Linked DNA regions of Mus musculus: regions 2 and 3 are each linked to region 1. Evidence: chromatin loops called from intact Hi-C (ENCODE). Cell type or tissue: left cerebral cortex. All regions are shown on one strand. Each heading gives the region's core, and the rest is flanking DNA. Links, peaks and the distances in the headings are about the cores only.

The links. Hi-C counts contacts between places; a loop is a spot of excess contacts. Peaks named below come from ENCODE experiments on the same cell type or tissue, not always from the same donor. Only the 100,000 strongest peaks of a DNase experiment are listed, where the experiment ranks them.
Region 2: a loop joins it to region 1, with 2.6 times the contacts of the local background. A loop is called at or near these places in 4 of 42 quality-filtered maps.
Region 3: it touches region 1 in a loop (2.7-fold over the local background); 4 of 42 quality-filtered maps call a loop at or near these places.

Annotation. Positions count from the first base shown.
Region 1 is chr13:117,017,872-117,028,643 of GRCm38, forward strand. Parp8 (poly (ADP-ribose) polymerase family, member 8) reads right to left here and starts at 7,660. Exons shown (of 27, transcript NM_001081009.2): 1 at 7,494-7,660; 2 at 7,305-7,406; 3 at 6,304-6,358. The coding sequence starts at 7,395. In left cerebral cortex, for the core only: CTCF peaks have their summits at 6,539 and 6,971; DNase peaks (open chromatin) are centred at 5,996, 6,571, 6,850, 7,452 and 1 more place; H3K4me3 peaks cover 2,905 bases; H3K27ac peaks cover 1,974 bases.
Region 2 is chr13:116,874,326-116,885,097 of GRCm38, forward strand. It overlaps Parp8 (poly (ADP-ribose) polymerase family, member 8), which reads right to left. Exons shown (of 27, transcript NM_001081009.2): 16 at 4,670-4,762; 17 at 3,166-3,291; 18 at 2,206-2,271. Among named protein-coding and RNA genes, the nearest start is that of 4930435F18Rik, 42 kb to the left of the region's middle. In left cerebral cortex, for the core only: no CTCF peak of the experiment used is centred there; a DNase peak (open chromatin) is centred at 5,653.
Region 3 is chr13:116,967,070-116,977,841 of GRCm38, forward strand. The region is part of intron 3 of Parp8 (poly (ADP-ribose) polymerase family, member 8); the gene reads right to left. Among named protein-coding and RNA genes, the nearest start is that of Parp8, 53 kb to the right of the region's middle. In left cerebral cortex, for the core only: no CTCF peak of the experiment used is centred there; DNase peaks (open chromatin) are centred at 4,142, 6,629, 7,402, 7,814 and 1 more place; H3K27ac peaks cover 378 bases.

The sequences.
Region 1 (10,772 bases), core at 3,758-8,757:
AGGTCCCCTTTTACTTATTCAGTTTCCTTCACACTCCCTTCTCTGGCCATTCCAGCATCTGAGGTAGCCTTCACACTTCAAGTAAGACACTTTTAAGAAGCCAAGGGGTTTTTTTTTTTTTTTTGGATAATAACTAATGTAATACTAAATCATGGTAAGGAAGACCCTGCTGCCAAAAGAAACGTGTTAATTTTCTATTTTAAAAAAAGTGATCATTCTTCTGAGGGGCATTTGATGGTTCAAATAACTACATATTCCAGGATTTCTATATTGAGCACTTAAAACCTCCTAAACAATAAAAACTGAACCTTTTTTAAAAGGATTGGATCACCTCATTCACCCTTCAGATTCAGATTCCTAACCCATGTGCTTGTTATATACACTCTCCTTTCCAAGGAAGTCCAGGGCTGGCAGGATGGCTCAGTAGGTGAAGGCATCTGCTGCTAACCCTGGCAGCCTGAGTTCTATGCTCAGAACCCACGTGGTGGAAGGGAAGAACAGACTGCCAAAGGTGATCCTCTGACCTCCACACGTGAGTCACATCATGTTCATGACACGAACACCCACCCACACATCCACACACTAAATCTACATATATGAAAAGGCTAGGTACTTTGCTACTAATGAAATCCAAAGAAAACAAATGCCCTTTTGCAACTGTATAGACTGTCTCTCCCTAAAGCCACCCACCCGTGTATATGAAATTAACACTCGGGTGGCTTAGACCTTCTTGAAGGTTTGGTGACCAGACTCTTGCATTTTTTTTAAATTGGACTAAGAGTTCAAATTTCTAGTCTACCAAATAACTGGAGTATTATCTTAAACAATGGCACTATGTGTTTGTCACACGCACACGCAGATGCACACGCACACACTCCACACACGCACACCCAAAGAAACTTGAATGTAAGAGGCAGAAAACAGAAGTTGTAACTTGGCCAGGCAACCTTTTTCCTCATTGGAGTCATATGCAATTACATTACATGTGGTATCACCAGAGTGAGGGCTCTTCGGAGTGTTCAAGTATCTCCATATTTGGACATTTAAGTTAGAGAATTCCTTCTTGCCTGCCAGGTTTTTTTAGCATTCATTTCATAATTCTTAAAACATCTACTTATGGGTAAAAACAGTGTACAAGACAGTGCTCGAGGTGCAAGGGAAACCACAGTGAGAAAGTTCCTTTTCTAAAATGCTTACAAAGGTACATAGGCAAGCAATGAATTACAACGGACAGCCCCTAATGTAGCAAGTTTTAACCTAAGCTTTCCACTTTTTAACAATGCAAAGCCAATACACACTCAAGCAGGAAACTTCCTTTATTTTTTTCAATTTCTATCTTTTCCAAGATTAGCCCTCAAGATATCAGATACATTCTTGTGATGCTCAGAGACTTCCACTCAGCCCTTCCATCATAAGGGGAAGCCACTCTTAGCAGTGTGCTGTGTTGGTAAACCAGGGTGTGGGGAAGGTCACGCATTACAGATGCATATCAACCTACTGTAATCTCCTCGTATTGTGGATGGATGAAGACATAACCCCCTTCATAGGTAGAATGCATCTGTGTATTATGGCATGGCTTTAGAAACATCTAGCAGGACCTTAGAGGGAATGGTTCCAAGGAAAGATTTCTGAGATGAAAATGTTGTCTTAGCAAGCATCTCAACATTGAATAATACATAGGGATTCGAAGATAAAAGGATGAAGGACAAAGTATAGAAGGAAGGACCCAAGCAGAACATACTGAGAAACAGGAGGTAGCAGGAGCTCCAAGGTGCACTACTGCTATTGCACAATACTCCAAAACATATCCCTGGATAAGGAATTATGCTCCAAAAGATGTCAATCCACCTGTGATGATGTCATGAAGGAGAATTACCCATAAACTGGGGCTACACATAGACAGGCGAATTCACAACTTCTGCTGGATACAACACTTTGAATTTCATAATTTCTGATATAAGTACTAGATTTTTTTAAAGGTGGGGTTTCAATACATATGACAGACTGGCCTGGAACTTATAATTCTACTTCAGACTCCCAGGTGTTGATATTTTAGGTATAGCATATACTCCGTTTAAATATTATAATCCCTAAGATGCCGTCATACTTTTTGACTGGAAATACCTCCATTTAACGAACATTTCATTATGTTCACATCCTTTCTAAAGGAAAAGCACTAATTACGTTCTAAACCGTGACCTCTCAGCCAGCACCAGTGACCCAAGGTTGTGATGTCTGCTCCTCTGGGAGCTGAGGCAGGAATAGCACAAGGGCCAGACTAGTTGGTGCTATAGAGTGAGTTCAAGTCTAGCCTGCACAGTGAAACACTAATATGGAGAATTAAAAGAAGGGGAGGGATGCAGGCGAGTGGTAGGATGCTCGCCCAGCACGGAGATGCTGTGTTCAGTCCCACAGACGACACACAAAAGAAATGGGACCTCTCAGAAGAATGTAATCCAGTCTTTGGATGTGTGCATTTTATATATATATAAAAATATTCTAAGAGCATAAACTAATACATTAACAGAAGTCAGAGGAACTCCTTGGTGTCCTCCTCCTCCTTCTTCTTCTTCCTCTGCATGTCTTGTTCTCTAAATATTTTAACTTATTTTTTTCTGCACCTGTGCACGCACACCTGCTCAGGTACAAGCCAGGAGATGCTGGAAGGACACTTTCAGGGGACAGGTGGGTGCAGGGACTGAAGTCAAGTCAAGTCAAGTCATCAGGCTTGGTGACAGGTGCCTTTACCAGCTTCACCACTTCACCAGCCCATTCGAAACTTCTAACAACCGGAAGTTCTTACGGAAGTTCTTACATATGTTTTATTTGTCACAATCTTTCCATGGTTAAAAGTTCAGGGAATTCCCAGAGCAATCTGCAGTCAGGCAATCACTCCTGACTGCACTCCATTCTGCCCTGAACTTTAATAACCTCTGGCCCCAAAGACTTAGTCAGCTTTCCTATCCCCGTTATCTGGTGCCTGCACATTTTATCCCTTCTGTTTCTTCTGGCACTAACTCTATGTCTGACCACAGGCAAGATGCAAAATCGGAGCTCCTGTCCTTTGAGGTTTTAAGGAATGTCCTGTTACTTCGTATAGGAAAAAGAAAATGCCAAAAGATCAGAAGCATGAAAAAGTGTACTAGAAAAAAAAATGATTTTTTTTGCATGAACTCTAAATTGTGGACAGAGGAGATCTGTTCTTAGCAAACGTCTGGAATCAAGCAGCACTGGGATTCAGGGTGGGGATAGGGGCTGTTAAAGGACCACTGCTAGAATGAGAGAGTTAAACAGTATTATGTATTGAACAAATGTTAAGTGGGGGTAGATGCCTGGAAAAGCAATGTTCACAATATTTAACACCCTTTCCCCCAACCAACAGACATTAAACATTACAAGTGTCTGCTCAGCTCTGTGGTCTGCTGTGTCTGTTTATGTGACTCTGTTTGCATCCTCAGGAAGGTCAAACAGCCTACGTACAGGAGGCAGCACATGCCTCAGCACTGTGGCAGAACGGGGACTCACACCTTGGCACTCCTCAGTTAACTGCATAAATGGGACCTTGCCATGCCCATTGAACCGTCTCTGAGCCTCCACACACCCGAAAGTGAGGAGAGGGACCCCACGAACTTTTCCAGCTTTGATCCAAGTATCTCTTCATCCTCACCCCTCAGTTCGGTCCACCAAGGCAGGATGCCCAACACTAACCAGTACTTTGCCCCTATGTATAAGGCCAATGCTCAGGCCGAACCATCAAACCAGCTCTTTGCATTTCCAGTTATCAACAGACACATAAAGTTTACAAAAGCAAACATGAAGGTTCTGAATTCTTTCTTTTAATAGTAATGTGAGTGATCACCTTTTATAATGTTTGGGGCATGTAAGTCATTCTTAGAAAGTGTTAGGTACGATTAAATGGTATGTTAAATTTTATCTACAACTTGAATTGAAAAATATTTCTAATGGTTTAAATGAAATAGCAGCTGAAATCAATTCACCCACTACTCTCTGTAGAAGACTTCCTTCAATGGAGAAGTCTAATTTATTTGCCATGACAACACTAATCCAGTACTATAAGATGATAAGCACAATAAATCGAGACAGAGCTGGTGTAGTTGGTCACGTCTGCAACTCCAACACTCAGGAGGCAAACGCAGGACAAACACCAAGTCCAAAGCCAGAGTGACCTTTACAGTGAATCCCAGGCCAGCCAGGATTACAGTGGGACTGGATCAAAATCAATTTTTAAAATACATAAATAAATCAGAATCCAGCAAAGCTATTTTAATTATAAACACTTGGTCTCTATGTCGGGTTGGGAAGTGGATAATAACTGTGGGTCTCTAATATGGCTAATGAAAGCAATGTATTTCTGAGAAACTCTCTGCCCCACTATACAAATAAAAAATAGATTTCTTATTGTCCTGTATTAAACAACTGTATATTTGTTGTGCTGTAGAACCAGCCTCAGAGAAAACAAGGCAATCACAGAGCTCTACCAATTTTCTTTCCCTATTATACACACAAGCTCCAGATACTTAAATAGGCACAACAGAAAAACATCACCTCATAATAGAATGACATAGCAAAGGAAGTATTTCTCACTTTAAAAGTAGTCATGGTACTTGTTCCTACAGGGAAAACTGATGTTATCTTAATTAGTTAATTATTCATCCCAACACCTTAGACGTGATCCTGGAGACATTCATAACTTCTCCACCTCCAGCTCAGGAATTGCCAATTAAAAAAAAAAATCTTAACTGCAGCATCTAACAGATGTAAGCAACTAAAGTCATTGTGTGCCCCTCCTGGTACAGACACTGAGACCACAACTGTCTTACTAGAAATCAGAGCACCTGGAAGGCTGAGGCAGGAGAACTACTGTGAGTTCTAGGCCAGGCTAGGCTAGAGGAAAGATACACACACACACACACACACACACACACACCTACCTACCTCAAAGAAAAGCCCACTTAGGATATCCCTATCCCCGCAATCCACTAAAGGAAGGGGACAACTGACTCCACCTAACTGCCTGGGAATTATTTCAATTGACACAAAGAATGTTTTAGCCCTTATAGTTATCCAAGAGGACATCCGTCATATGATAATGTCCTTCGGATATTAAGTGTAGCAGCAGTGTTAATTTAATCAAACACCCTCTAATTTAATTTGATCCATAATTACAAAAATGATGGTACTCTCAGAAATTAAGAAATAATGTAATTTATTCTCTCCCCCAAAAGGCAATGAAGCTTAATAATTCACTGATACATTCTCAACTAGTCAATCAACGTGAGGCCAATCCTGGGACTTTATTTGGGTATAGGATAACCATTCTAAAATTTTATTATGAGATAAATGACGCAACATAAACTCTAAGTATTTTAAGGGTACACATTTAAAAAGATATTTACAGACCAGAGCTTCTTTGCCATTTCCATATTCATAAATATTTTCATTAGCTAAGAGATATTTTGGAAGGTGGTCAAGCTATTTTGAATGTGGACTCCTAACAACAGCACTAGGGTGAAGAGTCTCCACAGACTAAGTCAGTAGCCCCAGCTCTTTTAAACCAGTTGTCTCTAAAAGCAATTGGATAAAGAAAACCCAAACCACAAAAATGAAGAAAGCAAGGTGTAGAAACTTTTGATGCAAATTCTTCTTCCTCCGTTCAAAATTGCCTTTGAGCTGCATCAAAGCCCTGACAATTGACTACTAAAATATGCATCTCTTCCCCCAAAGGAAAAGCCATCCACGCCAGCTTCATATAACTCTCCAAAATCTTTTCTACAACTAAATGTGAAAACCAAAATAACCACTCCTTTGCGGAGGAAAAAAGAAAAACGCCTGGGGAACTGGGAAGACCACGTGTTTATGTCAACCTTCAGGAAAATGGAAAAAAGAGACACGTTGGCAAAATAAGCACTGGTGGCGATCAAACTATTTTGTGACATCTTTTTATGTCTTTCACATATTTCACTCCATGCTCAATGTACCAATTTTGCACGGTGTCGCCTGTGTCAAATCCAGAACGCCTAAAGAGCAATCTACTACTGAAGCAGAACACTATGTGGAGTTCTGCTCATCCTCTGTTAGCTTAAGAAGAAAAAAAAAACTTCAAACATATTTATTTTCCCTCTTCTATATAAAATCGGGAGACAACTGGCGAGGAATGCAGCTAGATAGCAGTCCCAAGATTAAACAAACAAGCAAAAAAATACCCAAACACGGAAGACACCAGGAACAAAGGAAACACAAGCGTGTGAACAGGAAATGAAGCAACTCTATACACATAAATACCTTTTGGGGCCGCCAACGTAGGTGAAAGTAAAGGTGGAGTCTGAGTATCTGAAATCTGAAACGGAAAGTCGTGTTATAAGCCACCCCATGTGTTGTTTTTAACCCCAATTCTGTCTTGAACCTACACTTTTGTGTGAGCCTAGGAGGCCCGATGGGGAGGGAAGCAAAGGCTGGAGAGCTAGGGGCCGCCAGCAGGGTGGTGCAGGAGGGGATGCGGAGCACCCCGTGGGGTGCAGCGGGAGGCCGCCCCCCGCAACAAGTGCCGGGTGCCATGGCAACAGCGGGAAATTCCCAGCCAAGCAGCCGGAAGCAGCCCCTGGCAGGCTTCGGGCTGCGAAGCCCGAACTGCCCTCGGCCTTGGATGGGGGGGTGGGAGGACGGGGAGCAAAGATGGACGCAAAGCGACCCCCAGGTTGGGCCTGCGTAGCTCGGGAACCCCGGGAATCCATCCATCCCTTCCCCGGGGCGGTGTCCTGCGCGCTCGCCGAGGAGCGGGTGCAGCGGAGGGGGCGGGAGCTCGGCCCAGCGCTGCCTTCTCCCGGGGCCTCGGCGCCTGGCGGGAGCAGCGCAGCGCAGCGCAGCGCAGCCGGTCCCTTCCCGGCCGCCGCCGCTCGGCCGATGGCGCAAAGCCGCCGGGCTCTAGCCCGCCCCGCTCGGCCACGGCTGCCGAAGCCGGGAGGCAAAGCTCGGATGCTCTGGGCACCGCCAATGGCTGGAACCCAGCGCCCGGCCCCTGCACTCTGATCGCGCGGGTCCTGCCCCAGGAGCCGGAGACTGCCCTGGCCTGGTGGGGTTTTTTGGGGGGGAGGGGGGTGGCTCGTGCCCCCCTCCTCTTTGGGTTTCAGCTCACGCCGCTGCAGCTATTTCCAAATGCACCCGGAATGGGGACTTGCCGCCCCACACTCCCAAGCTACACGCGTCGCGGTCAGAAATCTGGGCAATGGGGGTAGACAGAGGGGAGGCTGACTCCTGGTCCCAGGATCCGAGAGGCAAGAACTCACCTGCAAACAGGCAGTCTTTCTCGGCTCTTGACTTCTGGATCACGACGTCGATATCCTTCTGAATTCTCTCTTGCCTTGAACACATCCCCATTAAATAAATCCCTGGAAAAGAAGCAGCCGCTATTTCCACTCCACCCCACCCCCCTCGCACGCTTCCAGCTTTCGTAAATATTCAGTTAAAAATGAAACCTCTGGCCGAGGCAGGGGCTGAAGGCGAAGTGGTTTCGGAAGTGATCCCGGGTGAGAGAGGAGGAGGAGGTGGAGGAGGAGGAGGAGGAGGAGGTCGGCTTTGCATTCCCAGATGTGACCGCCCAGCTGCTGCTCGCCGCTGCTGGATTCCAATTTCCTCCTGTTCTGACAATGGATGGTGATGACACGGAGTCTCACTTTCTCCCTCCCCCCCCACCCCCGCCCGGACTGACGGCCGTAGGAAAACGAGGGGCCCGAAGGGGGCCGGGGACCGCTGGAGAGCGATCGGCAGCTGTGGAGCGGCAGGCGCCGGAGAGGGGCGAGCCCCGCTCCGACTCACGCGCGCACACCCCTCGCGGCCCGCACGCCGGCCTTCCCACACCCGCGCACACTCGCGCCCGCGGGCGGCGGCCGTGCCCAGGCTGCTGCAGCGCCGCCCGCCAGCCGCAGACCCTCCCGCACCCGCCGCGGGTCACCGGGCCCGGCTGCGCGCCGCTGGGGCTTTAATAGTATCCGCCATCCGCGCAGGCTGGATTTCCCCACCCCCGACTGCCACTCGAGCCGGGAGCTGAGTGACAGTGTAGGTAGTGAAGACTCCCTGGAGCTCCCAGCCTCTCCCGCACCACCACCACCACCCCTCCTCTTTCCACCACTTTTATGAATTCGACTCCACTTTCAGAAGGAATTATGAGTCATATGGAAACCCAAGCCGGAGTGGCTGGGAGGAAGAAAGAGGGGGAAAAGAAAAAAAAATCTTTACGAATTAAAAATAAAGTGAACAAGTCTTTCCTTGTAATCACATCAGGCAAAGGGAGAAAGGCTGGAGATCACTCTAGGAGGACTCTCCCATTTCCTTATTGCCTTCTTTTTTGGTGGTGAGGTGATGGGGGTTCTTTTATTGTTTTGCTTTGCTTTTGCTTCTCAGGGTGGTTTGTTTGTTTGTTTGTTTGTCCCAGGTTTGAGAAGCTCTTTTGAAAATGAAGCCCTTTCTAGACTCCAAAGACTCTTGTTCTTCCTTTCCAGCTCTGTTCATAAGAAATTGGCCTGAGGGGACTCCCTAAGTCAGGGATACCTGGCTTGGGTCTTATTCAAAACCTCAGCCTTCTGTGGGCTGAGGCAAGGGAAAGTTTCTCCAGCCCTAATACCTTGCGCAACAAGGAAAACCATACTGTCCGCTCTCTATTGCCCTGCTTTAAGCTTATGATGGTTGGTCCACCTTTTCTGCCGCAAGGAACCTGAACCCGCTCCACCAAGCTCTTTTCTTTAGCATCGTTTCTGAGAAGTGTCCCCCAGGCAGACCATAGGTATATTGTTTTGCATTCTAAGACCAAGCAGTGTCTGGAATATAGGAGGTGTTATCAATCATGTTGTCCGGAACCTTTTAATCTTCCCGATAGGAATAGTGAGTAGGGGAAGCTTTTCCTGTGCTGGCAAGCCTGAGTCAGTACCCTGGAGCCTAGGGGCTGAACAGACACGCCCAGAAGAGTATTAGAATTTCAAACCCTTTTCAAGGCAGAGACTGACTGCTGGAAACACTCAGGCTGGAGGCTTATGGTATATATCCAGCCTTTTAACATCATCTGTATTCTCACGCTTTTCCTCTTGTAATCCTCAGTTTCCGACAGCCTTTAGTGACGGCAGAAGACAGCATACATCCCACAGCAGTTAGGTGGGGCTTTGCAGGGTTAAAGCTCTCCTTTGAGCCTGGCCTTGGACACAGTGATCCTTAACCTAACTACAGAGACAGGTCACTGTGAGACTGGTCTGAGGCCTGTAGCTGCTCAGATCCATATCCCTTGAAGCTTGAGAGCTCTGGGGATCTCATCCACAGAGCACCCAAGGCCTTCGCTTTCCCTTCGCTGCCTTGCTTGAAGAGACTTCACTAAGGGTTAACGTTGTAATAAAGTGAGCCAAATAATCTGATTATATAGCCAGGAAAGAAAAGCACATGTATGAACCAATCCTGGCAGTTCCTCCCTCATACGGGACCATGTGGGCACCAATCGCAGGCCTGAGGATCACTAGGGAAACTAGTCTCCAGCTGATAGTGGGTGGAGAAGGCTTCAAGGTTATCTAGAGTTTACCAAGGCGTGAGGCAGCAAGAGATCCAGTGCTATTTGAAACACTTGAGTCCGAGGCCGTGAGGTTAGGAGTTAAGAGTTACGCTTCACTTTGGTAGCTGGGTTGCTTCTTCCATCCCAGAGGCAAGGAGCAGTGGTGCTTTGCAGTAAAGCTTCCTAAAGCCTCCAGGAGTATTCGGAATGGCACATGGCTAGGATGCGAGTATTTGGGCTGGCTGCTCGGCTGATAATCCTTTGCTTAAGGCAGCCAGACAGCAAGGCAAGGTATTGCAAGCTTAAGAGTTAAGGTATCAACCTATCCTAGTTCTCTAGGTATCGTTAAAAGGGATGGCAACAAAGCCCCTTGCCCATAACATGTATTGAACAGTGTTGCAACAATGCTTAACTCCTGTAAGTGATGCCTATTAGAGAGGTAGGTTCTTCTACCTCTCCATCTACATTGTTCCTTGCAGCCTTTCTCTATAAGGCACGCCAGTTTCAGACAGCTTCTTTATTAGCCGAGTTCCTACGAGGAATTGAAATGGCTCAGAGTCTTCCTGGGTCCCGTTCTGAGCCTGTGAGTGTTGACAGGAGACTTAGTAAGACTGATATGGTCCTCCCTGACAGATGGAACTCTGCCTCACAGAAAATAAGTTTCATCCCAACTACTTCTCCTGGCAGACAAGAACCATTCCATCTTGGACAGCCATCCCCACTGAAGCTAAAGAACACAGCTCCACATTCCTTAGATCTGCTGTAACCACAGCCACAATGACCACTTCTTTTCCTCGGGATGGGTCTTGATGAGGACGTCTGAGCCATTTCAATTCCTCGTAGGAACTTGGCTAATAAAGAAGCTGTCTGAAACTGACGTACCTTATAGAGAAAGGCTGCAAGGAACAATGTAGATAGAGAGGTAGAAGTTCAAATCCCCCTGGCTGCTTTTCTATAGACACCTCAGACAACAAAAGCACTTTCATTTCCTCTTTATCTCTCACTCCTGGATTATTGACTACTTCCTTCTTCTGTAAGGAGCACGGAACTATTGGAGGCTTAACATCTCTTAACTCACGGGACTTGATCATATAGTTGTCTGCCCAAAGGTTTCACTTCTCCTGTATGAGAATCTGAAATAATTTTATAGCACCTTACATACTACTCATGCCACATCAGGCTTTCCTGTGATTTATTCTGTCTGATGTTGTGTTTCTTTTAGACA
Region 2 (10,772 bases), core at 2,819-7,818, 140 kb before region 1:
CTCCAGTTAAAATAGCTTACACATGACCCAGGATAAAGGAAGCAACCTTTGGCAGTGAGCAGATTCTAGAGTTTGTGGCCATGTTTATATCTGGGAATGATATATGGGTCTAGACTCTACACACCGAAGAATAGTACAAATACTCTATACCAATCTTTTTATCGTGACTAAAAATATTTATCTTCACTTAATATGTGGCATTATTTCTTCTTTCTCATCCCTATGCACTTTATAGTTTTCTTTCCTCACACAAATACATGCTATTTGAAAAGTAATTCAAATGACACTGCAAGTTACTAGCCCAGAATAGTCACTAGAAGAAATGGGAGACTTAAGACAAATGGCATTACTTGTGAAGTATGGATATTCATCCGTGCCACTGTCTAACACCAATCGTTAAATGAATAAGTGTATGCATGAATGAATGAACAAAGCAACGAATGTACATTGGTTAACACAAATAAAATAATGACCAAGGGAATCAAGGACAAAAGTTGGAACTGTGAAATGTCTATTTGAGAATGTGCTATTGCAGAGACAGCCTCGGTGAGGGGTAGGGAGAAACTCAGTGAACCTGTACAGGAGACTCCTCTTCCTTCGACAGAGGGGATGAGTGACCCCACATTATCCTCATGCCTCACTTACAGTGGACACATGCAAACTTCACACAAAATGTAATGTTAATTTTGGAATAATTTCTATTGGTAACCATGATGATAATGACTTTTAAATCCCATTTCCAACTCTTTGGTAGAGAAAAGGAGTCGGTGCTTCAATGGCAAGTACTTTCCAAGTGCTAGGCTACAGCACAAGGAGGTGATCTTAGCTCAACACAGCTTTCCACCAGAGCCTCCCTAAAGGACAAGAAAAGTAATGTCACATTCCTAGGGGGGCTGCCAATTCCAAAGTGGTTATAGGTTCTATGTTATATCTATAATATTTGATGATTTTTTTAATCTTTTTTTAATTTTATAAGTTTATTTATGTACATTGGTGTTTGGTCTGCAAGTATGTCTATGTGGGAGAGTCAGATCCACTGGATCTTGAGCTACAGACAGCTATGAGCTACCATGTGGGTACTAGAAAAAAAGCAGCCAAGCCCTTAGCCCTTGTGCCATTTCTTCAGCCCCAGAATTTGTATCTTAAAGAATAATTCTAAATAGATCTACTGAGAGACCACATGAACACATATACAAACACATACACAAACACACAGACACATAGACACACACACAAGAATGAGAAGGAGGAGGGAGAAAGAATATTTCTGAATTATTGTGGAGGCATATGTTGGTAATCCCATCACTCACTTATGTGACAGATAAAGATCAGAAGTTCGAGGTATCCTTAGCTACATAGCATTTGAAGGATACCTTGAGGTAGTTGAGATGTTAACTCAAAAAATAACATACATGCACACATACATACACACACACATACACACTCACACACACCAAAACAAAAACAAAACAAACAAACAAACAATAAACCTAGCCCAATAACAAAGAATCCCGGTAGCCAAATGCGGCTGTACACATGCAGCACCAGTCTCTATTGACCCAAATCTCTGTCATTGTTAACACTCGAAATAATGTCTAAAATTATTCACATCAGTTAGTATTGAAGGTAGTATTTATTAGATTTAAACTTTGTTTTAAAAGATCCTGCTAAGAACATTATGAACTAACCAGTACCCCAGAGCTCTTGACTCTAGCTGCATATGTATCAAAAGATGGCCTAGTCGGCCATCACTGGAAAGAGAAGCCCATTGGACTTGCAAACTTTATATGCCCCAGTACAGGGGAACTCCAGGGCCAAAAAGTGGGAGTGGGTGGGTGGGGGAGTGGGGGGGAGGATATGGGGGACTTTTGGTGTAGCATTGGAAATGTAAATGAGGAAAATATCTAATAAAAATATTTTTAAAAAGATCCTGCTAATTTCAAGTACTCAAGGAATTTACTCAAGTTTAAGAACAAAATATTAAGATTACAATTATGCATTTATGCTTTAAAATCAGTGTTATCACACAAAGACACAGGCAGAGTTGAATTAGACCATCCTCTCACGCTTTTATGATTTTACATTATGTCTTGTATAGGAGAAAAAAACTGAACATTCTGTAACGGGGTTAATCTGAGGACATTTTTTAAATAGCACTTTACTTTTGCAGACTGAGCCTGCGTGAGAACGAGACCACTTTCGCACCTGTGTCATTTCTCTGATGGAAGTTATGCTGTCCAGAGCTTTCATTACACGATCATAGTTCTTCTTCTGTGTGTCAAAGGGGACAAAAGGCACCATTTAGTGACAGGCCTTCACAAGTTACACTAGAGAAATATACTATTTCTGTACATGCATTTTCTATCAAAGCGAATGTGCAAACAATGACATTAGATAAGAGTGTATTAAGATGAAGCAGGGACAGAGGGTTGATATCTAGAATCAAAGGGAAGAAAAAAAATCAAGTGTTATTCCTTATGTAAGGGCACAAAATAAAGTTCACTTCACTGGGAGAAAGTCTTGAAATACAAAAGAGATTTTGGGCTCTTGACTCTGGCTGACACAACACCAAAGCAATAAGCAATAAAGTAAGCTTAGACTCCTTCTGGAAGAAGACATACTTCAAATCTCCCAGCTGCTTTAATTTTAGACTGGAACACTGTCATCCTAGAGTAAGGTGACAGTGTGTGCTTGAATGATCCCTCATTTCTATGCAGAAGGTAAACAATAAGGGAAAGGTCTTAGGAGGGTGCATTGTACACTCGTTTCTCCAAAAACAATTTCAAGAACAGTAATATACACTAAAGCAGTTTTGGCTCTCTATCAATTTGAAATTCTGTTATTTCAGAAAAAAATTCTGCTGTGTTTATGAAATGGTTAGACTTTTAACAATATCTACTTAACTGTTGTTACTTTCTACGGAGATGGCGAGAAACAACAGGGAAAGGGGTTGAGGTGATAAAGAAGAAAGGGGGTTCTGTCCCTTGGCTCATGTTACTTTTATTCCAGTCAGACTATGGAATTCCAAAAAATGTGCTATGAACTTAAAATTACCATGGATACACTTGACAAGACAGACATCCAAGGGGACCACAGCCATGAGATTAAAGCCTCCATCATGGTTCTTGGGAGCTTTGTGCACGGGTGCGCTTGGGGACCACTTACCCTGGGATTGAAGGCTAACATCTGAGGGTCATTAGGATCTACCACAGAAGGATATGGCTCAAAAATGACAACTTTTCTAGGAGATTCCAACGCAGATCTACACATGGACACAAGCAGATCTACCACCTTGGAAAACAGAAGAGATGAGTCACTGTCAGGTTCTATCAGATGTTCTGCAGCTATCTGTCCTGTTCATGGCAGCTCAGTGTAATCAGAAAGCCCCAAGGCTGCCACCCACCTCTCAAACATGTAGCTCATGATGTTGTACCAAACTTGGCCAAAACTGGAAAACTGATCTAAAATAACAAGCATGTGTTGCCTCTGACTGCTCATGAGTACGCCTTTTGTCCTGAACATATCATGTGTGATGGCACTGTTCTAGCTTCGATGGTAAGACAAACAAGACAGGTCTGTGCTAGGGTGCTGTACACAGTCTAATGGACAAGATATTAAAGGAATATATGCTTCATTGAAATTTCTGGTATTGTTAAATGGAATGACAGTGAAGTAGGTATTAGATAAAGATGTATAAGGAAGTTCTGGAACTTTCTTAGAGACCTGACCTGAGAGGGGAGGAGATTACTCCAAGTTAGAAAATCCACACAGCCATCACAAGTTTACTATATTCTAGGAAAAGAAAATTACTGAAAATCACCTTGCCTCTCAGAAACAAAGAAACAATACTGCCTAGAGTAAGCTGCCTCCCTTCTCCAGATCCCAGAAGAGTATGCTGTTTCTGGAAACTGAATGAAGGAAAAATGGTACTGCGTAGACAGAAGGAGCTCATCTGAACAGTTGTAATTCAGTGTAGGCATAAACAGGGAAAGCTACATCCAAAATGGAATTTTAAAAATGCACAGGAAGTGAAACAAGATGGTACATGACTACAAGCCCAGCTCTGGAGACACCAAGGCAGTAAGTTTACAAGTTCAGCTCAAGGCCAGTCCAGGACACATACCAGAATCCTGTCTCAATGAAAGGGCCTAATGTAACCCTGTATTAAACAGCAAAAACAAAATGTTGGGCCTGGTGGCACTTGGGAGGCAGAGATAGATGGATATCCGTGAGTTGGATGCTTCCCTGTTGTATATATAGCAAGTCCCAAGACATCCTGAGCAGGCTAGATGGATGGATGGATGGATGGATGGACAGACAGACAGAATAGGCTTCCACTTCATGGAAGTGAAACTGTACCAAAAAACAAACAAACAAACAAACAAAACTACAGAAAACACAGACCAGGTTTCCCCCACCATCCAGCAATGAAGACAATTATTTGTAAAAGTTGTTTAATTCCCCACCACCCCCACCCCACCCCTGCTAGGCCACTACAAAACAAAACAAAAAAAATGGCAAACCACCATTCTAAAAGGAAAAAGTTAAATGCGAGATTGATTTTAAGAAGAATCTATCAGAATTCTGCCCTGGAGAACAGTGACGAGAAGACAGCATTGGACTGGAACAAATTTTTGAGATCAAAACCAGGCCCAATTAGCACGGGTACCTGAGCTCCGGTAGCGATCTCGTCGGCAGCTTCATTCATCACTCCCAGGGTTTGAAAAGCAAACACACACAGCTCTCGCTCACATACTGTGGGCTGCAAAGGAACAGGCATCAGCTACAGTATATGTTTCCATCTTTCAATTCATAAATGTAAAGTTGCTCTACATAATAAATGGGACATATAGAGCTTAGAGTGTTTGAGGAAAGGAAATGATATCATATTACTTATTAATATATTATTAATTCTTACACTGAAGTAACAATAGTCTTCTGGTAGAGTCACAACTACAATAACAGATCATCCGTTCCAGAGAGTTGTAGGCATTTCCATTCAGAACAACTTAGCTACTGATGAAAAGAATATTAAGCAGTAAAATACATCTATTCAAAATATAATGCATAGTAGATGTATTCATTTTGAAAAATATTTCTCTAAGTTGGGGATATAATCAAGTCACACACAAAAACTACATTTAAAAAAAAAAGGATATATAATGGGCGAATCTCACTTTTCCCTAGGAAATTTATTAGTGAGAATTAAGCATGACTCGACTTACTCGCCACCTAGCTCTTGAAAGATTGGTTTCGTTGCATTTGTTGCACAGGCTCTTGACTTCAATAACCTCCCGAGGTCAACGGCACTGAAATATACACTCTCCAATTACTTTGGAGGAGCTCTCATCTTTCAAATCTAATATAGTGTCATCCCCTTGATTTATCTTATCTCCCCAGTTACATTGCATTAGGTAGCTGATGAAGCCTAACACAGCGCGATCCACTGAGCTTCTGCACAGCAGACAAAAGGCATTTGTTAGTGCCACTGCTCTTGTGCTCGCTGCTTCTAGAGGATGGCTTGGTCTGTTGCATAGCCACTGGGAAAGTATGGCTCCATTCTGGGCATTCTTTATGTTCAGGGAAGGCCCACATGTGTGGCTTCATGCATAGAAAGCCTGAGTTATCGCAACTTTCCCACAGAATCCCTGAAGAGAGTCTAAGGAGGAGGAGGACTTGCTGTATTTCTTTTTTTGGTTCTAACAGTGCGAAATGATTCTGCTTCAGAAACTGTGGGAAGAGGTGGGGGGCGGGGGCGGAGTTCTGCAGACAGTCTACAGTCAGTGCTCTATGTCTGCATAAACACAGAGAGAGCAGACTGCTCAATTTTGCCTGTTTTTCTTTTTTATTTGAATGTTTGCAGTATTCTAAAAGCTTCTTCAATCTCGTATAAGTTATCTATGTATGTGCGCCTCAATTTTCCCCCAAAGACATGAGGCTTTTTCCTTTGATCACTTTCTTGGGAGTGGCTCAACATGTTATGAGCTGAGGCAGCAGGAGCAACCATTACTACACATGAACTACACATCCAATGTTACATCCATGTCTCAGTATAACAAAAGTGAAGTTTGCACGTGAACGAAAACCCAGGGAGTCGGAGCTTGTAGATCGTGACAGACGGACAAGACTTACCTGTGTACTTCTCGATCCAGTGAACTGCAACATGGAAGGTGCTTTCTTTTGAATAATACTTCAGTCAAAGAGCCCACTACCCATTTAATAACTGCCATACACTAATCCCCAAGCTGAATAACAAGGCATGGCTTATTTACTGATTGGAATAATTATAAGTTTTATCTGGAGTATTTAACAATGGAATGTACTTACTTAAATGCATGAATGGGACAGGTATGCATGCATACACACACACACACACACACACACACAGAGACCTCATTCTCAGAATATAATGAAAATAATTTTCAATTAAAAAATAACAAAATAATTTTCAGTATTATGCTGTTGTTTTAAACAGAAATCAAACACCTTAGGTTACCATATTTAAGAGTTCCATAACACTTTTAAGAAAAATTTATGAAAAACCACTGTAGACAGTCATGGCAATATATATGCCTTGTCATTGACAATCCCAGGAACTAAAGCTCGTCTCAGATTTTGTCTAGCATGAATTTTAGTAATTTACCCAGTGAAACTTTTCAAGCTTTCTTCTGCATTCGTTCCCCAGCCTGTACTTATAAAGCTCTGAATCCCATATATTCACCAACTGTCCGTTTTTTTTTCCAATTACTTTGTGGACATGTTTCCATTTTTTATACATTTTTGGCTAAAAGGAACCTACTTCCCATACTCAGCTGTGTATAGCTGATTTCTAGAAACATTCTAGCACCCCAATAGCTGTAAGAAGGGAACCAGGCAAGCTAGGAAATAGGTTTTTCTGAAAACAACAACCAAAACAATTTTCTATTATTACGAAAAACTACTAGTAAAACTAGAATTACATTCTTACAAAATCCCTCTTTTTTAATGTAGCAACTAGATGTTAAGTGCTCTTATTAATTTATCCCCATATTAAACCACACTAAGGTAGTGCTTATATACCATCAAAACAATCCAAAGTGTAAGATGCAAAAAAACGTTCAAGTTTGTGATAAATATTTCTAAATTCACATACTTGTTTTGTATAGTAAGACACTCTTCTTGTTTATCTATATTATATTTGCTAATTCCAATTGTTATTACAAGATGATCCTAAAAGAAAATTTCTGAAATTACATAAGGTGATTAAAATTAGGTGTCTCCCTCACAGCTGATCAGAGTGCAGAGAATGAGAAAGCATGGCGTGTCTGTCCCTAAGTGGAACATCTAAACCTCACTCGCACATAGCTCAGGAGACATTCTACAAGAGGACAGAGAAGGTTTTTTTTGTCTTTTATTAATTTAAAAAATAGATTTCCCCCTTACATAATACATCCTGATTATGTTTTTCCCTCCCTCTACTCCTCCCAGTTCCTCCCCACCTTCTCTCCCAAGTAGACCCACGACCTTTACGTCTCTCATTAGAAAACAAATAAGCATATAAGGAATAATCAAAAGTAAAATGACAAAATAAAAACTAACACATCAGAGTTGACCAAGACAAACAAAGAGAAGGGAAGGATCCCAAGGGAAGGCAAAGAACTGGGGACCCACTTATTTACAAACTCAGGAATCCCAGAAAAATACTAAAGTGGAAAGCATAATATGTATGCAAGGGACGTGATGCAGAAACATACAGGCCCTGAGCATGCTGCTTCAGTCTCTCTCCGTGAGTTCATGTGAGCTCTAATCATGTTGATTTAGAGGGCCTTGTGTTCTTGGTGTCCTTGAATCCCACTGCCTCTTACAGTCCTCGGAGCAGGAAGATTTTAAGAGCCAGGGGTTGAGGAGGATTGCCAAGAAAGTGTTTTCTGGACACGAGAGAGCCATGACACTCATGAACTCATAGCCGCTATAGAAGCTTGCACGTGACCTGCACAAGATAAAGCCAGTCAGACTTCCAGCACAGATGGAGAGAAGTGTCATAACGTCTCAACTGTAGCTGGGGAGCTTTGACAGCTATGACAGCTGGGGTAGGCAGTCAGTGTTCTTCAGGGAGGTGGCCTCTGCTCGACCCCACACTCTAGTGAATGGCTCTACAAGCATGTTCATATAGACAGCACTGGATGGTCTTAGCTAAGGAGAGAGGACATGAAGGTGGGACTAAGGGGCAGGGATCTAGTTGGGAGAGCTCGGGTGCAGAGTATGGGATTATTACGTATGAAGTACACTGTGTGCATTCCTGAAAATTCTGAAAATTAGGCTTCTCTGCTCACGGAGAGGGAACTGTACTCAAGGAAGATAAACAGAACCACGCCTCCTTGGCACCATGTAAGGAGTTACACTATCGACTAGCCTTTTCAAACTCTAAAATGACTCCTGTGTGCCCCTCATTAGAAACTGCCATGACTGACAGTTTCAAATCTAAACAGTACATGGCCACTTAATATCTAATAATGGATAGGTGTAATAATGAGCTTATTTCACATACTTTAATAGAAATCATGTAAACATAAATATATCCAAGTCTGGCATTATTAATTCTTACTTTGTTTTAACAAGTACCCATAAGATTTAATAATTATGCGTTGGGTTGGAGCAATCCCTATAGTTTAGACTATAAAATTACACCAAGCCCCACCATTACCAACAGGCATATTTACTACAATGTTCATTATTTGCCAACTTAAAAGCACAAAGCACTTTTATATGTATCTTTAAGTATGTTTCACTGTAGACCTTTTCAGCTAAGATGAATACACCTAATTTTTTTGAATCAAAGCAATTTAAATGTGAGCAATAAAAACATATCTCAAAAACTGTTTCTAAGCCTCAAAGAATATTTTAGAACCTAACTGTATTTGAAGAAATTTGCATTTTCAATGAATTTAAATTACCCTTGACTGAGAATAGAAATGTTACAAGTCTGGAGGATTTTGTTATGCATTTATATATAGAGAAAAGCGTAGCGTTGGGGACAGTTTCCAAACACTTCCACTATGATCTTTTTGTTCAGACTAAATATTTCCTGTAAGCCCAACATATGAAACACACAACTGGATCTCATTGACCCTGGATCACATATGCAGCTGTTTCCAAATCTGTACAATGGGAATAAAAATAACATCCAACTCAATGAGTTGATAAGGAAGTTAGGCAAGATTCATAAACACTTCCTTTAGCAATGGAGAGCCATTTCCAGGCTAAACAAAATAAATTAAATTAGCCTAGCTAACTCTATATGGCTTTATCTTTTTGTTGTTGGTTTTGTTGTTGTTGTTGTTTTGATTTTTTTCTTTTTTGTTTTTGTTCGAGACAGGGTTTCTCTATGTAGTCCTGGCTGTCCTGTAACTCACTCTGTAGACCAGGCTGGCCTTGAACTCAGAAGTTCGCCTGCCTCTGCCTCCCAAGTGCTGGGATTAAAGGCATGTGCCACCACAACCCGCTGGCTTTATCTTAATGTACATAAAAATAAAAGTACTGAACAGAACATACTAAAGTATTTAATAAAGTCTGTTGGTTGTAGTACATACAGCATTATATACATTTTAGTTAATCAAAAATGTTAAATTATTGCTGAAATATTTCCAATTAAAAGAGAGAAAAAATCAGTTGGAGGGTAACTTCTTGATTAAAATGTGTTGAAAAATGAGAATAAATGTTAACATATTAAGAACCACAATTCTGCCGGGTGTGGTGGCGCACGCCTTTAATCCCAGCACTTGGGAGGCAGAAGCAGGCATATTTCTGAGTTCGAAGCCAGCCTGGTCTACAGAGTGAATTCCAGGACAGCCAGGACTACACACAGAAACCCTGTCTCCAAACAAACAAACAAACAAAAAACAAAACAAAACAACAACAACAACAACAACAAAAACAATATGAGCCACACCTCTAAGGTTTTAATTCTCTGCATTTCCAGTTTCATGAGCAAGGTTTTGCCAATATTTGAGTATTCTGGAGTCAAGGCAGATATTCAAGTTCAGAAAGCTTTACTCTTCATTAAGAGGGACAGGGATCACAAAGGACCAGGGCAGTGGTGTGCTCGTGGGGCAGGCGTGGCTGCTGGATGGGTGCTTGGTCACAATGCAGGCTTCAGAAGGGAAGGTGACTTGACAGGCTTCTCGGGGGTGATTAGGTGAAAGAAGTGCCAACCAAATCAACGGATCCATCCACTGAGTGGTTAATGATTGATCAAACTTAAGAAGTGCTGAACAAATGGCAGTGCTACCAGACTGGGGAGAAGAGATCTCTGGGGCTGTGCCTCTGAAGAGGGCGTCACGTCTCTCTCCCTCTACCTCTCTTTGCTCCTGTTCTGTCACATGCTGCTACCACTATAATTTGACTCCTCACAGGCCCACTGCACTGAAGGCGGCTGACCGAGATCATAACTCTTTAACTTACTAACACATACAGGAAACAGGAAATGTGTCTCCTAAGCAGGGGCACAGAATGACAGCCAGTACTGGTGAGTTCTGGGATGTTAATGCATATAGATGCACGATTTTCTCCATCAGAGATGAACAGCTCACCGGAAAGACTCAAGTAAGGCACAACAGCAGAGGGGAAAGTCAGGCCGCTAGGAATTTAGACGCTTTTAGGCACCAAACCAGTACTTTCCTGTTTTCTGTAACATTTGAAGGCCTCTCTAAAACATGTGCCGCACTGACACACCAGTGCCTTCAAAGGGGACAGATTTATTCACCAGGTTTTGTGATAGCAATCCACCATAGTGC
Region 3 (10,772 bases), core at 3,766-8,765, 51 kb before region 1:
GCCTCATGTTCTCAATGCTGCTACGGAGGTGTAGAACTTCAAAGCACAGGACGGACAAAGACCAGAGGAGCAACAGAGCCTAGCATGACAGTCTGCACATGACAGGTCAGATTCTGCTTCAGAGACGGGAGAAGCTCACCAGGCAAGCGCACGCGTGCGCGCGCGCGCGCGCACACACACACACACACACACATATACACACACACACACACACACACAAACACACACACACACACACACCACACCACACAACAACCACACCACACGACACATGTGCTGCTGCCTTCCTGCCACTTCCACCCTGGCGCACACATACAGTAAACAGATGTGTGTGTGTGTGTTTTTTAATGAAGCTTTAGTAATTTTGTCATTATATTTTCTGTATAGCAAATGATGGTTTCTTACCAAAGCATACCTTTTCTTCAATAATGAGTTATTCTGTCCTTTTTCTTGCTAAATATGACACCTGTGTTCAAATCCCACCTAAAGATATACAAGAGACGAAGACGGTCCCAGCCACACACTATAATCTGTCTCAGTGCCACATGTGAACAGCTTGCAATTGCCTTACTCTACCAGCTGAGCTGAGCTACTGAGCCACAGGACACTCAGAGCTGTAGCTCTGACTGGAAATCACCCTCCTCTGACCTTTAGGATGAGGGATGGGGGTGGTAGAGGTGAAATGATAAGATTAACTTAAATATGCTCTCAAGTCAGCTGTGATACATGTGTGTGTATATGTGTGCACGAGTGTTGTGATAAATTACAAAACACACAGGCTACAATGAATATCACGATCAGGAGTGCAAACTTCTTAATTGCTTGGCCAGTTCTCCAGTTCTAATGAATCATCTATCGGATGCTGTATTACATATGCTTACTCTGTCTCTTTGGAGAAAACACTATCATATCCTTCACTCAATGGAAGGTGTTTGACTTTGGGGTTTTGTTTGGTAGAAGTTAACAGGTGCGTTCCTGGCCAGCCCGAAGGAAGGACATGTCCAACTGAAGTCTCTACTTCTCAGTGCCCAGAGTATATGAAGGACATTTACAAGGCACAAGAGGTTACTTGTCAGCACAGGTGGTAAATTCTAGGGGTGCTAAGCAGGGTCTTCCTCCTCAATGACTACCTCTCCCTGTCCCTTTTAGAAGCTGCTCAGGAACTCAGACTTCCTAAGGCAAAGTCTGAATGTTCTCTTTGGATAAGCATGAGATGTAGGTCTTACAGAGAGCATCAAGAGAAAAGATCACATTGTTAACAGATTGGGATGAGGGTGCGGTAAGGTTAGGGAGAAGAGACAAAAACGAAAGTCCTTAATCCATTTCCATTTCTCCAAAATAACCTACTTCGTACGTTTACTGCTCTGGCTGTTTTACTGAAGTTTCACACTCACTTCTAGATGGCTAACAAGCCTGCCGAATCCCCCACCACATTTCCATGGAGGTGGGGTGAAAGACTTTCTGACTGGACCCTGATACGTGACAGCAAGGCAAGTGATGTCTGAAATCGAAGTTCCTGACATAAAAGGATATTCACAGGTCCACACAGATCTGAAGGTGCCAGAACTGTGTTCCTCTGGAGAGAAACTCACAATGGACTTTGCTTGCCCGCTGTTGGTATGGATTTCCTTTCAGGGAAAAAAAAAAAAAAAAAAGTTGTGTGGAGGGGCAGAAGGCTGATGGGGAAAGGAGAAGCAAAGGGAGGTTTCAGGTGGACCTCTGGCCCATCCCGCCATTTGTTCTCCTCCATTCTTCAGGGCTCGGGACTGATGTGCCATCTGATGAGCCATTTATTGCTTGAATAGAGTACAGACTCAAGAAAGGTCACCTGAAATGGAGACATGAAATGGAGCTGGGCGCCACTGCCACCCCTGATTCTAGACATGTGGGAACTCTGTGGTAGCATCAGCTATGCCACTCTGGTTGGATTTTCCTCCCAGGTGTCCACTTCCAAGTATGGGGCTAAAATTTAACCCCGTTGCTCCCTGAGTAAGGGCTCTTCGGGGGTTGGCGTTCATGCCCTTCAGAGGCTGCAGTTCCTTTGGTCTTTCCTCTCTGCCAACATGTGACTTCTCCACTGACTCTCCTTTTGGCAAAACACAATGATTAAGCCCAGTCTCTGGTAGCCTCACAAATGGTCTGATCAAGAGGACAGTGACCTGCACCTGCCCCAGGATTATTTCTGAAGGGGTCCAATCCCTTCACTCTTAGAAGAAAAAGGCTAAAAGATTAGTTCTTTCTATCTTTCTTAGGCCCACAAACCTCAAGTGTAAGTGATGGACTTCAATGTTAACTTTTGTCAAACAGAAAGGCTATGGAAAGGCTGAAAATAACATGTAAGTTTTTGCATATACTCAACTCAACAGCTTTCATAGTATAGTGGTTATTACGTCTGCCTCATAGGCTTAAATTAAACCAGTTTCTCCTGCTTTTTAAAATAATGTTAAATTTGCATACCAGAACTTACCAACAATAGGCTATGTTTATCCAATAACAAAATGTTAAATGTTACAGAGAAGTCCCAATCTATAGTTCCTAAAGTGGCTATATTTGTAACTGTGCTTGTGGTTATAAAGAAGTCCCAATGTGTGTGTGTGTGTGTGTGTGTGTGTGTGTGTGTGTGTATTTTTTTCCCTAAAGTGACTTCATTTGTTACTGTGCTTGTTGCTATGACAAAGTACCTAACAGGAAGCAATTTAAAGAAGGATACAGTTATTCTGGCTCAAAGTTCAAGGGAATACATTCCTTTCCTGTAGGAGTGGAAGCCAGCTGGCCACATTGTATCCAGTCAAGAAGTAGCAGTGGAACCCTACTTTAAAAAATATATATCTCAAGGCCCACTCTCAATGTTTCACTTTTCCCAAAAGAATTCCACCTCCACAACCATTATACAGTGCCACCAGCCAGGAACCAAGTGTTTTAAGCACAGGAACCTCGGGGAACAGTTTACAGCCAAACCACAGCAGAGACTCATGATCATCATGGTGCTGCTCTGAGCTTAGGCTCAGATGGGGGATGAAATTTTAGGTGATGCAGCTATGAGCACACAGTTTAAGCTGGAAAAATGCAAGCATTACAGTTTGAAAGACACCATCTAGAAAAAAATGTCTCCTAAACAAATAGCTTTAGGCCTCTTAAAAGTTTAGGGAGTGGTGTTATGACCTTATGGCTACGTAACACACAGACATCTCACGCACAGAATAATAGGCATCTCATTGAAACAGATGCAGAACACACTTGAATGGACAGGGCTGACCCAAAATAAACGGTAAGGCTCTTGTTCTATTCTCTCTTCTGAATCTTAGTGAATATAAAAGCACAGCCAATACTTGTACTGACTATTTTATAGAATTAAGATCTAGATATCGGTGGCATGGTTGTACAGACCTTCACTCCCCACTACTGAGAAGCTCAGACAGAACTGCACATTCAAAGCCAGGGTGGCTACAGAGTGAGTTCAAGTCCAGCCTGGACGAGCAGTCCCAAGAAATTTAGAAAAAATAAATAAACACAAGGGGTCTGGGGGCTACTATAGTTCCCTTGCAGAGCACTTACTTAGCATGTGGCTTTACTTTCAGTCCCCATTGGCTTGCAAAAGAAGCCCAGCTACAGCATACTCTGTACAAGAGAAAGCACCCACTCTTAACCTCCTATGCGTTAATCCTTCCTATAGCATTAACACCAGTTCTAGGCATAAACACGCAGGGTGTCAAGTATATTAAAATAACCTTAGAGGAGTCCAATGCCATCATCACTAGCAAACACTAATGATGCATATTCCTGCAGCCTGAGGTTGTATTATGCAGGCAGCTGGCTCATCTGGTCCCAGGTATCCAGTCACAGTAAGTAAAGCCCAAAGACCAGTGCTGAACCACACTACTTAGGTCCAAAAGATTCTACCATGGCAAAATGGAGTCACTCACACTAGGCGCTCCACAGTCAAACTGGATTTTGAAAAACAAAAGAGCTTTTTTTCCCCAAAGGCAGAAAATTAACACCAAACATCAGAAAGGGGACTGCTCTACCTGAATGGCTGCCGTCTCCACTCAGCTCCCACAGAGCCTTCCTATCTCCGAGATGGTAACCTGCCCGGCTCATGAATGCTAATAAATGCCAATTAGATCATTAAATGTAATTTGTTCCAATTGTGTTCTTTCACAATCAGGACTGCCCTCCCCCATATAATTACTGTTTCCTCTGAAAAGCCCTGCGCCAGCTTCCCAAGCCGGCTCCCTCTGCGAGCCTGTCTCCTCTGTCCCGTGATCTAGGCAAGAACCAGCCTCTTGCTCTCTCTGCACGAAGGCTCCAAGAAAGCAAATCTTAGTCTGGCTGTGGCATCATAGGGGTCCAGTGATGAACTTTTGAAAGACAGAAAAATGTTATTAAACATAATAAGTTCAGGATTCTTGCAGCAGCAACATTATATTCATTCAGATGCATTTTTTAAGGGTATGGGAAGTTTATGTTTGAGTTGTTTTTGAGACAGGGCCTCACTAATAGCCCTAGCTGACCTGAACCTCATTTTGTAGAGTAGGCTAGCCTTGAACTCACGCAGATCCTCTTGCCTCTGCCTCCCAAGTGCTGGGGCTAAAACCACACCCCTGCCCCTTCATGGCTTGGATGTAATTTTTGGAAGTAGACGATAAAGGTAGGAGTAATTGGACCTAGAAAGGTAGAGAGTGACTGGGGGGATCACTCGGTGCTTAAGAACACAGTGTGTTCTTTCCTGGAACCAGAATTCCGTTTGTAGCATCCACATCAGGGCGCTCATGACCAGCTCCAGGCTATCCAACGACCTGATCTGGATTCATCAGGCACCCGATACACAAACACACATGTGCATACACACACATTCACTGGGTATCTGCACATGTGCACTCAAGTGTACACACACACACACACACACACACACACACACACATGCGCATGTAAATTAACAAACAAATAAACATACAAATAAATCCTGTTGTAAAAAAATGCTGAAAACAACAGTGCTGGAGAGCTGGCTCAGTGGCTAAAAGCACTGGCTGCTCTTCTGGAGCTTCCAGGGTTTGACTCGTAGCCCTCATGAGGCAGCTCACGACTGCCTGTAACTCCAGTCCCAAGGCATCCAAACCCCTTCTTTAGGCCTCCTTGGGCAACAGGCCACAGGCAGGTAAAGCATTCGTACCCATAAACATAAACTAAAAAAAGAAATAGCTGAAAATAGAATGTGTAAATGAGGAGCCAGTGAAGTACTTAATCTTTAACCCAGAATGATTAAGGAAGTTATAATGCAAGACCAGACCTGAGAACAGTTATTCTCTTCCGTTTGAGTGTTTCTGTTGGGTTATGTCTTTTGAAACAGGCTGCCCTAGAGTAACTTCAATCACATGATCCGCCTCTCTCTGCCTCTTGAGTGTTGTGATGCAAGTATGTACTACCAAATACCTATACTGAATTCTTCCTGTACAACGAGGGAGAATAAGAAACTCTCGGCATATGTGCCTATAAAGACACAGTAATTGAGAGTTCTAGTTGAGTAAAAATTGGTTCACATAACTTAAACAGACACACTATGCACCATAATCTCACACTAGTGTGTTCTTTTGTCATTACTCCCAACAACAGGAAGACCTGAGAAAGAACATTTTTTAAGTTTTATATAACTTTTTATTGATTATTTTTATTTTTTTAATGAGATATTTTCTTTATTTACATTTCAAATGTTAACCCCTTTCCTGGTTTCCCCCTCCAAAAAACCCCTATTCCCTTCCCTCCTCCCCTGCTCACCAACCCACCCACTCCCCCTTCCTGGCCCTGGCATTCCCCTGTACTGGGGCAAGGGCCTCTCCTCCCATTGATGACCAACAAGGCCATCCTCTGCTACATATACCACTGGAGCCATGGGTCCCTCCATGTGTACTCTTTGGTTGGTGGTTTAGTCCCTGGAAGCTCTGGGAGTACTGGTTGGTTCATATTGTTGTTCCTCCTATGGGGCTGCAAACCCCTTCAGCTTCTTTGGTCCTTTCTCTAGCTCCTCCACTGGGGACCCTGTGCTCAGAACAATGGATGACTGTGAGCATCCACCTCTGTATTTGTTAGGCTCAGGAGACAGCTGTATCAGGCTCCAGCTTTGGGGCCAATGGAGTTGCCCAACACCAAAGGGCTCACATAGCATGCAAAGGCCCTGAGTTCAAACTTCCAGGGGTGGGGGGAACCCAGCTCAGGTCTTAAATTTTTGATATTCAGCATACCCCTTAATAAATGATCAATTTCCATACATGCAATGTACATATATATGCAGTAAAACCAAGCTTTTGTAAAGGTCTTGAGACTCATATCAGGAGACTCTGACAAAGCACTGCCACTCCCCAAAATTACACTTCCTTCCATCAAATGTAGGTAGGGGCTTGTGAGCGTATAAATTCCTGGAAAGTTCATAGATGTGCACACAAAACCACGGGAGTTTCTCGAAACTAAGAAAAGCATTCATTAAGTCTGTCTTGGCAAAGCACATAGGAACATTTTGCCTTCTGCTTACTGCTCCACCATGAAGGTTGTGAGGGAAGACAGAGGTAACTATGGAGGCTTTCATAACGACATCAGGGGCGGGTCTCAGTAGCCACCTCGACTGAATGTGCTTCTGTCTGCAGCCCTTCAAGTGCACAGGCATGAGAGAAGGCACTGTCCTGAGTCAAAAATTAGTATGCTGCTCGGGTGGTGAGGGGCCGGGAGAGCACTGGTTGTGTTTCCTGATGAACCCCCTGCTAAAATGAGTGAAGGAGGTGAAGGAGAAGAAAGGAACACATAAATCCTCAAGACAAGGAAGGAGAAGAACCACCCCAGATGACTACTATTTCTGGTTGAAAAAAAGAAAAAAAAAAAAAGGTTATCTGCCAAAGTCGTCTGAAGGAGAAGAGACTCGATATGTGGGCTTCGGCTCCCAGAGGCACAGCTCAGTGGCTAGAATTAACTACGGGCCAGAGGTGAACAGCAACGTCTGGTAAGAAGGTATCACCAAGCCACGAGGTTTGGGTTCCCTCCCTATGGGACTATTCTATCATAAAGTCAATGAGACCCCCCCAAGAACCCCCTCCACTGTCTCAGTTTCCAGCAAATCAGATCGCCACCCACATGCTACTTTCTTCTCTATAAAACGGGAATGCCTCCTATGAGTGTCTGTTTCCCCTGTTGCTCTAAGAAGTCACCATGAACTCAGTGGCAGAATTCCAAATGGATTTAACCAGAACTAAATGCTTCATTCGGAAGACATTCCACTGAGATGCTCTATTGGGGGGGAAAAAAAAACAACTTTGTTTTTCCCATTTCTAGAGTCCACCCGAGGTCCTTACCTCACAGCTCCTCCCATCTTCAAAGACAGCAAAACATCATCACTAAACCTCAGTCTATTCCTCTCAAACATCATTACTCTGGCACCAGTGAGTGTAGGAGGATTCTGTAATTCCCCTCTGCTCACCTTTATTATCCAAGATAATCTTCCTTTGGAAAAACCTTAATTAGAGCACAATGGCAGATTCCTTTCAGCCTCATAGAGTAGTAGGTGTGCAGGGTTAGGATGTGGCCCTCCGTTGGCCTCCTCCCCAACCTTATCCAATTACAAGTTTAAAGGAGATTACCCAAGCTTGTTTACTGAGCTCATGATCACTGAGCACTCCACATGTATAAGCAACTAAATCCTTTAGAGGATCAATTCACTAACACCTCACTGCAGGTCTGCAAGCCACAGTTATCGCTTCCATTTTATAGACAGAAAAATGCAGTGTGCCTAAGCCTAAATTGAACCGCACAGGCAGCAAGCACTTGATGGAGGAACGTTGAGAAGCCAAGCATTCCGAGTCCCACTCTCTGTCTTAACAACCAGAGGGAAAACCGAACCACGTCTGGCTGGCATCCTTACTTCTCTGAATTACGTTTATCAACCTCATGACATTAACATGAATAGTTAAAAAAAAAAGTGAGCCATCATGATAGTCAAACCTAATATTAGGACAGAACTTAAAAAAAGAGAGAGAGAAAAAAAAAGATGGCCTTAAATTCCTCCCACTTTGCTATTTTAAATATTCTCTACACCAAAATATCTTCCTTTTGCTTCCCACCAGATCTGAATTTGGTTCCCACCCGACATGCACTCACACCTCCTTGCTCCCATCTTTACCATCACACTGGCAGTTACAATATTACAAAACACAACGTTTGCCTTGCAGTGGCATCCCCCTAGTCTGCTCTTTGAGAGCAGACGGTCCTGGGCTTGGGTGATCTACACAGCCTGGCCCTTCGTGCTTCCTCAATAACCAAGGAAAGAGTGAACCACAACAAACTAAAGTCCTGACGGGCTGTTTTGCCAAGACAGTTTGAAAAATGTGAGCCCTAAATGTATATTTTATTCTTCAGACAAAATATTGCCTGATGTTAACAACAACAACAAAAAATCATTCTGAGCTTGGAAAGACTCTAAAACATCTCTTGTTTATTTTGGACCTGAAGCTACCAATCTGGTAACCGATGTGAAACAGGAGCCATCCAGTGTGCTGTGTCCTAAGAGCTTTCAAAGCACTTGGAAAACTAGAAGAGCACTTATATAAGGTTTTTGTTTTCATTTGATTTTTAATAAAGGATCAAGTCTTTTTCCAACTACACAATGCTGGAAGAAGCTATGTATCTGGAAATGACACTCACAATGACACAGGTCCTTGTGTGTGCTACCATCAGTTTGGACATTAAAAAACTTAAGTTTGTGTCATACTCATTTCAAATCAGAGTTAATAAACAGAGGGTTAGCAAGCATTACTCTGTCCATTCTGTCCTTCCTAGGTATGTGTTCCAGGTGCTGAGCTTAGCTCCTCAGGCTCAGCAGAGAGCCACAGGACAACAGCAAAACCACTACATCACCCCAACGATCCTTAGAATTTTGTTTTCAAAGATTGTGTGTGTAAACCCGTTTGTATGTACTTGCTTGTGTGTGTGTATGTGTTCATGCACCTTAGGGGACCAGAAGATGGAAAACCCCTGGTGATGGAGTATCAGGTATTTGTGGACACGTGACATGGTTACTAGGAAGCAAACCTCAGTCCTACAGAAGAGCAGCACACACTCTTAACTACAGAATCAACCCCCTCGCCTCCCGGCAAGCAATGTTTAAATAGGAATCAAAAGAGTTAACTGTACAGTTGACCATAGGAAGAAGAAGCAGCTTTCAGAGGTGAAGATGTGTGTTTGTGTGTGTGTGTGTGTGTGTGTGTGTGTGTGTGTGTGTGCACACGCGCGTGCGTGTGTGTAGAGGTTCAGAGTAACACAGACACTGACTGCCAGAGGAAGAGTCTTACAGATGGGAAAGAACGAGATATGATTCACTTTCAAGAGGCTATTTAAATACAAAATACACACTGAAGCTAAGGAAGCACTCAAGCACAAACACTTGAGTACGGAAACGCAAGTTGGCGGATTTACGTATAGATGCAGATATACTGGTAGAGAGATAATAGATTCTAGAAATGGGAGGAATCGAGAGATCAACTTTATTGACAGTTAAAACTGTAGCTCAGTGTGATGGTTCAAGCCAGTAATCCCAGCACTTAGGAGGCTGAGGCAGAACTGCCTGGAGTTCAAGGCCTGCCTGGACTACATAGTAAGGTGCCATCACAAATTCCCTTACTTCCAAAAATAAAATTTAAAACAGAACAATAATAAACTTTAAAAAAAAAAACTTAAAAGAATCACAAGACCTATTTAATGAAATCGTGAAAGAAATAAAGAACTTTAGAGCATGAAAGTAATCAAAGTGTCCAATCCAAGGAAGAAGGATTAAAGAGAATAAGGAAATGTTCTCGCACATTCAAGAAAATATTCTAGACACCAATCCTGCTAAATCTTTCAAAGTCAACAGTGAGCTACTGCACTGTTAAATTTCAAAACTGCAGAGATAAAAACATGTTCAACTTTGGTCTTTTGCTGTGCATTCTAATGCTAAAGGCTGGTCCCCAAGGTCAAGGCTGGATTGTTCCCAGGGATGAGGGAATTTGCATGTAGACCCAAGTGACACTAAGCAACCTTGCCCCCAAGTTACCTCTGAGTGTCAAATATCGATGCCTATGTCTACAGCTGGAAAAGAGAGAGATGGGGAACATTTTTTGGCTCTTGAGTTTGGGATTAGAGAAAGGAGACCATGAGGAAGAAGAAAGCAGATGTGGAGAGAAGAGAGACCATGGGGTAGGTGAGTTATAAAAACATGGCCATGAGAGCTGTCCAAAATTCTCAAACACTTGGAAGGCAGACAGATAGACAGACAGACAGACAGACAGACAGACAGACAGACAAGATTGATCAGAATCAGAAAGGAAAGCTGAATAGCACTGGATACTGGAGTCTTCATGGACATCTCCAAAGTCAGATATGAGAATGAACTCAAACCCAGAATTCCCTCCCTCCACCACCTAGCCATTAGAATGAAGATCACACTGAAATGGCGCATATCTGTGACACCAGCACTTGGGATGCTGGGACAGGAGGGTGGCAAGCCATGCTGGTGAGCAAAACCTATCCTCAAGACAAAACCAAAAACAACAACAACAACAAAGAACTGAAGAAGAAATAAAGATATTTTACGCATGCCCAGATTTTGGAGGAAAATAAGATCTCCAACACAATTCCTTATTGGCAATATGGGTGTATTCTATCAACAGAAGAAGCAGAACACAGCACCCAGAAAACAAAGGCTACAACTCAAGATTACAATCAAGGATCAGACCTCCACAGATCTGGCTCAGAGTTGG